Linked DNA regions of Homo sapiens: region 1 is linked to region 2. Evidence: read pairs that join two places in POLR2A ChIA-PET (ENCODE). Cell type or tissue: CD4-positive, alpha-beta T cell. All regions are shown on one strand. Each heading gives the region's core, and the rest is flanking DNA. Links, peaks and the distances in the headings are about the cores only. Region 1 overlaps LPP (LIM domain containing preferred translocation partner in lipoma). Region 2 overlaps LPP (LIM domain containing preferred translocation partner in lipoma).

What was found. ChIA-PET counts read pairs that join two places held together with the same protein. Peaks named below come from ENCODE experiments on the same cell type or tissue, not always from the same donor. Only the 100,000 strongest peaks of a DNase experiment are listed, where the experiment ranks them.
Region 1: POLR2A ChIA-PET joins it to region 2 with 7 read pairs; 3 of 35 experiments call an interaction of 5 or more read pairs at or near these places.

Annotation. Positions count from the first base shown.
Region 1 is chr3:188,601,373-188,605,782 of GRCh38, forward strand. All of the region lies in intron 6 of LPP (LIM domain containing preferred translocation partner in lipoma), which reads left to right. LOC124906316 (a long non-coding RNA gene) reads right to left here. Exons shown (of 5, transcript XR_007096213.1): 5 at 3,984-4,251. Among named protein-coding and RNA genes, the nearest start is that of LPP-AS1, 35 kb to the left of the region's middle. In CD4-positive, alpha-beta T cell, for the core only: no CTCF peak of the experiment used is centred there; no DNase peak of the experiment used is centred there.
Region 2 is chr3:188,786,098-188,790,507 of GRCh38, forward strand. The region is part of intron 9 of LPP (LIM domain containing preferred translocation partner in lipoma); the gene reads left to right. Among named protein-coding and RNA genes, the nearest start is that of MIR28, 100 kb to the left of the region's middle. In CD4-positive, alpha-beta T cell, for the core only: no CTCF peak of the experiment used is centred there; a DNase peak (open chromatin) is centred at 2,744.

The DNA.
Region 1 (4,410 bases), core at 112-4,111, 180 kb before region 2:
GGTTTAAAAAGTATAAACTTTATTAGGGCTTTTGTTACATATCACCAAATTACACCACTGATTTCCCATAAAAATTTTATAGAAACAAACATTAACTTCGTCCCTAAATCTAAATTATATAATCAGTTTTCCTTCTAAGACAAGTGGAGTCACACCATTATGTCACTCATAGCCCCTAATTCCAAGTGGGATTTCCTGTTCGGCTTTAGCAACAGTATCTAAAAGTAGTTTTGAACTCTGGTTTTAACTGACAATCACCTGCCCCTTCCCTTTTGAATTTCCAGATTTCACTCTGTTGAGTGGGTTTATCTACAATAACTTGCATTTAAAAAGCCCTAAATGATTCTGTTGTGCAGTCAGATTTAAGAAATGCTTTTCTAAATGTGTGGTATTATGTTTATATATCGCACTCTTGGCCAGGTGTGGTGGCTCACGCCTGTAATCCCAACATTTTGGGAGGCCAAGGCAGATGGATCACTTGAGGTCAGGAGTTCCAGACCAGCCTGGACAACACAGTGAAAACCCCATCTTTACTAAAAACACAAAATGAGCTGGCGTGGTGGTGGGTGCCTATAATCCCAGCTATTTGAGAGGCTTTGACACAAGAATTCCTTGAACACGCGAGGCAGAGGTTGCAGTGAGCTGAGATAGTGCCACTGCACTCCAGCCTGGGTGACAGAGCAAGACTCTATCTCAAATATATATATATATATATATACACACACATATACATATACACACACACACATATATATAGCATTCTTAATCTCATATATATATAATATATATATAATATATATATATTATATATATATATGACATTCTTAATCTGTTAGGTTGTTTTCCAACTCATGGGGTCATCTATCAAGTGGATAGTGTAAGTGGCCTGGTTGGATGAGGAATGGAGATATGGGTACTTACCCTGAATTATGGAAGATAATTAGTGAGATGACTCAAGAAAGCAAATTTAGTTATTCTTCTAGTCATGGTTAGGATAAAATGATGATGTAATTTTTGCATAGAGCCAAAAGAAGCAGCAAATTAGGGATTTCATTATAACTGAAATAGGTTAGCTGTGTTTCCATTTTTGCTCATTGTACAAACTCAGAAACCAATTATATTTATTTATCCAGCCATTATTTATTAAGTGCCTACCTGATATGAATCCCTAATAATGAGACCAAGCTCTTCTTGGGCAATAAAACTCTGAATATTGCACATTTACTCTTGGAATCACTGGATTTTTGAGAGTCAGAGTATCTTCTTTTATAGGTACCTCGACCCCAGTGAAGCTCTTTTTTTTTCTCCTGAGTGATATAGAAATATTTTTTTATTTGAAGAGAAAGATTATTTATTAAAAAAAAAAAAAGGAGAAGAGTAACTTAGCATTTCCCCTCCTTTGTTGTTCAGATGAAGAGTCAGTCTAGAGAAGTCACGTGACTTTCCCAATGTCACTAAATTCTAAACAGTGGTAAAGCTGGCACTTTTTTTCTCGGTCTCCCAAGTTCCAGTGCACAACTCTTCAATTGCATGCTTCCTAGTGATACTTACATTTGCCAGTATCCATAACTTCAACTGGGAATTGTAAAGTGCACCTCATGCACTACAGGTGACCTGCAGAAATTGTTTTATTTCTCTTCCTTGTGTTTGAAATAATAATAATAATAATAATAATAATAATAATAATAATAATGAACACAGCTTTAAAGTCAGAAGAGTAATATTGGATTTATATTCCACATGTCAGCAGTGAGCTGGCATGGGATAGCAGCTGCCTTTTTAACAGAGTAAACTCTTCAGCTTTATAGTTCACATCACTTTGTTGTTTCCTAGACACTGGCATTCTCATTTTCTGTTCATTCTCCAATTTATTCAATTTTTCTTCTAGGAGAGAGAAAGATTTTCCAGTGTCTACATTTTGATCACTTATCTCTTAAAAATAGGAAAACTACGGATAGACTGATAAAGAATTTTGTGGTTTTTTTTTTTTTAACATGTCAACTATTATATTTCACTGTTTTATTACCTGAGAGAGGTGGATGGTTTTTAAAACCCCAAACTATGCAGCCAGATGACCCAGGCTTGAACCTTCGATCTGCCACCTACTAGTGATGTGTCCTTGGGCAGTTACTTAATCTCTCGTCAATATCTTCTTCTGGAAAATGAGGATTGGTTTCCGTCTCAGGAGTAACTGTGAGGATTATATATAAATTATGTTCAACACAAAATGTTTGCACCAGGTAATTTCTATATAAATGTTTGCTATTATTACACATTTTTGGGGTTACCAATAGGTATTTTAGCTTGTGTTTTCTGCCACAGGGATGTCCAGACAAAGTAGATAACTGAAAGTGAAAAGCACTTGAGGTATTCTTCAAATAACTCAAATAATTGTCATGAAAATATAATTGAAATGGAAATATTCATCATCTTAATCTTCTAGCAAGTCAACCATCCCCCTTTTGATATTTTGTATATTCCTTGGCCATATGAAAATATCATTCTCTATGGCCTCAATTGTATTGTACAAATGAATTCACATCATGTGTTTTTCATTTAAAATTTACATTTAAATCTTAAGCAGTTTCCCATGTCATGTAGCTGAAATTAAAATGTAATAAAATGATTTTGAATTTCGTGCTGCTGTTTAAACGTTGACCTTTTGCTACTGTCTATTTTCTCCTTCTGTTACATTGGAAAATTTTCTAAGTAGAAATCACTTTTACTCATCACACTAAATTTTGCCCCAAATATTCTGTAACTAAGAACTTTCTGAGTGCAATGAGTGTGACTTTCTTTGTCTCATAGTGAATCTAGTAAGCAGCTCAATGCCTGTTACATAGTAGACTTTCAATAAATTTCTATTGAATAAATAATTTGGATTGAATTTCTGGGATTTGTGGTATTGTGTTTACTTGGCAGTAAATTCAGAATGTACTTTGTTTTAGTACATGTTGTTAAATACTATTTTTAAATGCATTCGTCTCTTTCCTTTCTTAGTAAGTTTATTTAAAAATTGCCCTTTATTTCCAGAGGGGATTTGAGTCAGCATCAAGTAAAACTTACACATATAGTATGGCCATAAAAATGAAAACAAGTACCTCAAAGTCTTCCTGGAAAAATAATAGTATCAATACATTCCAAATTAAAATCATTAAACTATTTAGAGGTGGAGGGGCACTAATGAGATGACTGTAATTAGGCACACATTACATATTTTACAGAATTTCTTGATTGTCAAGTCAATAAGGAAAATAAGATAGTTCATATTTTTTCATGGTCAGTTATAATCTGACCAAAGAAATGCATTTTTCTTGGGATATTAACCTTCATTCATTCATCAAATATTTGTTAAATGCCAGCTTATGGGCTATGATATGATGAAGCATAATGAGGAAGCAGCAGGGAATAAAAAGGACAGTCTCTACTAGTATAGAAGCAGACATATGCACATGTGATATGTACAGGGAGGGAGAAGTAAAGAGCACCCACTGTGCTGGAGGATTCAGGCAAAGTTTCACGGAGGAACCTGACATTCAGCTTGAGATGTAAGACATTCCTAGGAATCAGCTAGATAATTCAAAGACAATGGAGAAGTGCATTGGTGTAGGTATCATTGTTGAGATGTGAGAGAGCTTGGCACAATAGACATGAAAGAAGGTCAATGTATCTCAAAGAGAGGTAGAAGAGGTGGATTTGCATCCATCATTCCCCTAACCTGTTGAAGATTTTTGAGCAGGAAAGCAATATGATTAGATTTGCATTTGCAATAAATCACTCTGGCTACCAAATGAAGGACTCATTGAAAAACAGTCGTGGACATTGGGAGACCAGTTTGGATGTTTTTAGAGAATTCATAATGAAAAATGGTGGAATCTTGGCATGGGATTGTAGTAGTGGAAATGGTAAAATGTGGACATATTTGTGAGTTATGGAATTCCCTATTTAGAGAGTAGGAGCAACAGGATTTAGTTCTTGAATGGAAAGTAGGCAGTCTCAGAAATGATTCCCAGTGTTCTCCTTTGAGCAACAACTGGGTGGATGAGAAAACCAAATGAAAAGCAGATCAGGGTGGATGATGAAATCTGTTTTTAATATATTGAGTCTGAAAAGCATATGAGACATTCAAGCAGACACATGAAATAGACAGTTGAGGATTTGGGCTTAGTATTCAGAATACAGATGAATTCTGGAGACAGAAATTCTAAAGTCTTCATAACATAGAAGGTATATCAAGTTGTGGCCATGGTCCTGGAGACAATCGAGAGACAAAAGCAGAGATCTGGTGTCAAATAAAGGGAATCATTATTCAGCGGCTATTGAGCAATATATTGGGTATTGTCATTAGTAACAATTTCACAGAAAGATTTAAGAAGCATTTTATTTTTCGTAAGATAATATTCCATTTGA
Region 2 (4,410 bases), core at 253-4,252:
GGCTGGGCCCGGTGGCTCATGCTTGTAATCCTAGCACTTTGGGAGGCTGAGGCGGGTGGATCACTTGAGGTCAGGAGTTCGAAACCAGTGTGGCCAACATGCTGAAACCCTGTCTCTACTAAAAATACAAAAAAAATTACCCGGGCATGGTGGCGGGTGCCTATAATCCCAACTACTTGGGAGGCTGAGGCAGGAGCATTGTTTGAACCTGGGAGGCAGAGGTTGCAGTGAGCCAAGAGCATGCCACTGCACTCCAGCCTGGGCAACAGCGTGAGACTCCGTCTCAAAAAAAAAAAAAAAAAAAAAAAAAAAAACCAACCATCAGTGCAGAAGAGGATGTGGAGTGGAGAGACTGCATCAATTATATTTTGCTGATGAGAATATAAGATGGAACAACCATTCTAGAGAAAGTTTTGGGAATTTCTTCTTTTAAAACTAATCCTGCAACTACCATGTGACCCAGCAGTTGCACTCCTGGGCATTTATCCCAGGGAAATGAAGACTTGTATATCCCAGGGAAATGAACAAATCAAATATTTGTTCATAGCAGCTATATTTGTAAGATTCCCAACCTGGAAAAAACCCAGATGTCTTTCAACAGGTGAATGGTTAAACGGTGGCACATTCTTACCCTGGAATACGATTTAGCAATAAAAGGAAGGAGTTGTTGATATATGCAACACCTTGGGTGAATCTCAAAAGAATTATACTGAGTGGGAAGGGCCAACCCCCAAAGGCTGCATACTGTATGATTCTATATATAACATTCTTGAAATAACACTATATAAATGGAGAACAGATTAGTGTTTGTCAGGAGTTAGGGATGGGAGACAAGAAGTCAGGGATTAGGAATTGGGGGTTTGGGGTAGCTGTGGTTATAAAAGGACAATAGAAGGGATCATTGTGGTGATGGAACTGCTCTGTATCTTTGCCATGGTGGCAGATACATTAATCTATACAGGCAGTGCAATTACATAAATCAAATACACACACACCTGCATGAACTTACACATATATACAGACAAGTGGAGAAATCTGAATAAGATTGATAGACTGTATCAATCTCATATTCTGGCTGTAATATTGTACCATAGTTTTACAAGGTATTATTGTTGGGGGAAACTGGATAAAGGGTACTTAGATCTCTACGTTATTTCTTTCAACTTCATATGAATCTACAATTATAAGAAAATTTAAAGTTTAATTTATAGAAAAGGCAATTTTAGATTTGAAATAAAATTCCTACATTAACTGAAAAATTAATTAAATATAAATTTAAAATCAAAATTAAAAACCCTTTGACAACTTTAGATCTCTCTCTCTTACACACACACGCACACACACACATACATCTAAGCTTTATTGTCTTTGCTCTACTAACAGTTCAGCTCCCTGTAATTCAGTTTCTATCCCCACCTCTCCACTTACACCACACTTCTGAACATCACCAGTGACCTCTTTGATGTTTAATACACTTAAGACTCTTCAGTCCTTATCATTCTTGAGCTCTTGCAGCATTTAAAGATGTTGACTCTATCTTTGTTTCATTTGACTTCTATAGCACCGTACACTCTGGGTTTTCTTCCTATCGCTGTACACAACTTTCTACCGTTTTTAATAGATTTCCTCTCTTCATTCCTTAAATTCTCCATTTTTCTTGAGTTCTGCCCTAATCTCCCTTCTTGTCTCAATCTGTACTCCTGAGTTATTTCATCTGCTTCCGTGAGTACAAATATCATCTGTGTGCTGAGAACTCTCTGGCCAAAATCTGCAGCTGGATCTCTCTGTAAGCTCCAGATATGTATCTATCATTTTAGCCTGCAGTCTTCATAGATTGGCCCATAGGCCCACAAATGCAACAGTTTCAGACAGAACCCAAGGTGTTCCCTTTTAAACCTGCTCCTCTCTGTGTTCCTTTTCCATGAATGGCATTACCTTGTTGCTCCAACCAAAGGCACAGGAGCTGGCCTGTATCCTTCCTCTTCCTTCAGTATCCCCTCTTATCCACTTATTAACCAATTTCTGACATAATACTTTGGCTTCCTTTATATCTTCTTTCATTTATGAGACAAGTTCCTTCAGTGTTTTCTAGTGACTTTTCATTACTTGGAAGAGACAGTTCATACTCCTCACACTACCATGTAAAGAGCTCATAGCCACATGCACACACATGCACATCCACTTGTGCACACATACCTAAACACACACCCAAAACAGAGAGATTGTCTCATGCCTGTGGCTGGGTAAACACTTGTCCTTGATGGAATGTGTAGCTTTCCCATCTCCATCCCAATCACCTAGCCAAAAACTCTCCTCCTTCAGGCCTCCATTTAGACATCACTTTTCCCTCAAGTATGTGTGATTCTTGTGCCTTATCCTCCCCATCATCCTGTAATAGCATCCTCTGCTTTTCCTCATCATAGCATTTAGAAGACTGTATTTAAATTACCTATTTGACACATACCTCAGTAGCTATACATTTTCCCTAAGGGGAGGGTTGATGTCTTGTTTCTCATTGCATCCTGCAGTAAGCACCGAGTAAGTGTTTCTTGACTCTGGGGCTGTACTGAGTTGAAGAAGGATGACATCACTGACTACAGAACCCTTTGTATAAGCATCAAAGGGGTAGCAGTGGGGTAAATGATCACATCCTGGCTAAATGGTTCCGATTCCTACAACCCTGCAGCACGCCCCCCCGGCTCTAAACCTTTTAGTCATTTCCTGTGAATCTTGCCAGCACTCATTTCATTTTTTGTTTTTTCCATTTTCTTCATCTTTCCCACATAGTATAGACCAGAATGAATCAAGGTCTAACTTATGCTGACTGTCCGTGTTGCATCATCAGTCTTTGGGGCCCCTTCTCAGTTTCTGTGGCTGCTCTTGTGCCTGCTGACTCCATCCCTGTAGACCTTGCTGTTCCTCCCAGTCTGTGGCCACTAACCTCAGTTATTTTTACTGAATGTGTTACCTCATCCATAGTGAGTCTTTTGTTGTTGTTGGGTTTTTTTTTTAGCAACAATGTATTTTTTAATTAAGGTATGTACATTGTTATTTTAGACATAATGCTATTGCACACTTAATAGACTACCATATAGTGTAAACATAACCTTTACTGCACTGGGAAACCAAAAAAATAAGTGTGACACACTTTATTCAATAGTCACTTTATTGCAATGTTCTGGAACCCTTTTTGTTGTTGTTGTTGTTGAACGGTTATTATAACATGTCTGATTTAGAGGAAAGTACACTGAACTGAAAATCAGGAAAGCTGGGCCCAGGGGGCTGGCCTTGAGCAGCTGACTAAGCCTGTACATTTAATTCAAAAAGAGCTACTCAGGTTATTCCCTTAATCGGTCTTATACTTTATGACAGTAAGCACTTACCTCGTTCTGTCACATGGTGTGGCCAGATTATGCATGTACTATGATTCAAAACATTCACGTAAATAAATCTTCCTAACATACAAGAATTATGTGTCTGTGGTGCTTTCCAGCTTTTGATGTGCTTGCAAACCCATTTTCTCATTTAATCCTCACAAAGTTGGAAACCAGCTCACTTACTTATTCATGTTTACAGGAATAATCAACATTGATGCCAATAATTTTGATTATATATTTTAAAAATCTCATGAAATTGGTTTTAAAAGAATCATTTATTAGACAAAAAGAGTGAACCTATCAACAGGCAATTCACAGAAGAGAAAATAAAAATAACAAATGAACCAATGAAATGATGTTCAAATTATTTAAAGAAATACAGTTTAAAATATTATTTTTTCATTCTCAGACCAGCCGGCATTTATAAGTTCAATGCTTGGTATTGGCAAAAGTATGGGAAGCATGTACTCACATGGGCTTGTGATAGGAGTACAAATTAATACAACCTTTTCGAAACAAAATTTAGCACTATCTTTCAAAATTTTAGGTGTGCACTATTTTTGACCCTGCAACTCGATTTCAGACAGTAGGCGTATTTGCATAAAGGCACAGTGGTATTCTGTTTCAGAATACACATTGCAACATTTTTATGATAGAATAAAAGGACTAGTAAAATAAAGTACAGCAACTGCATGCAATAATAACATGGAGGCTATCAGAAAAATAAGACAAATCTATATATGCTAATTAAAGACACCTTAAAAACTATTTTAGGAAAAAACAAGGTACAAAATAGGACATAAAGGATCTGATTTGTGTTTGAAGAAAAATTTCAAACATGAGTGTTTATATGTGAATGTGTGTGTGGTGTGTGCGTGTGTGTGTGTGTACATGCTTATACAGGCATGTATAAGCAATCTGATACATGCCTGTATAAGTATTACCCAATCTTTTAGTGATTATCTCTGGAAAAGAGTTTTACTTTTCATTCTCTACCCTTCTATGACAGTTGAATTTTTGAATTTTTAAATGA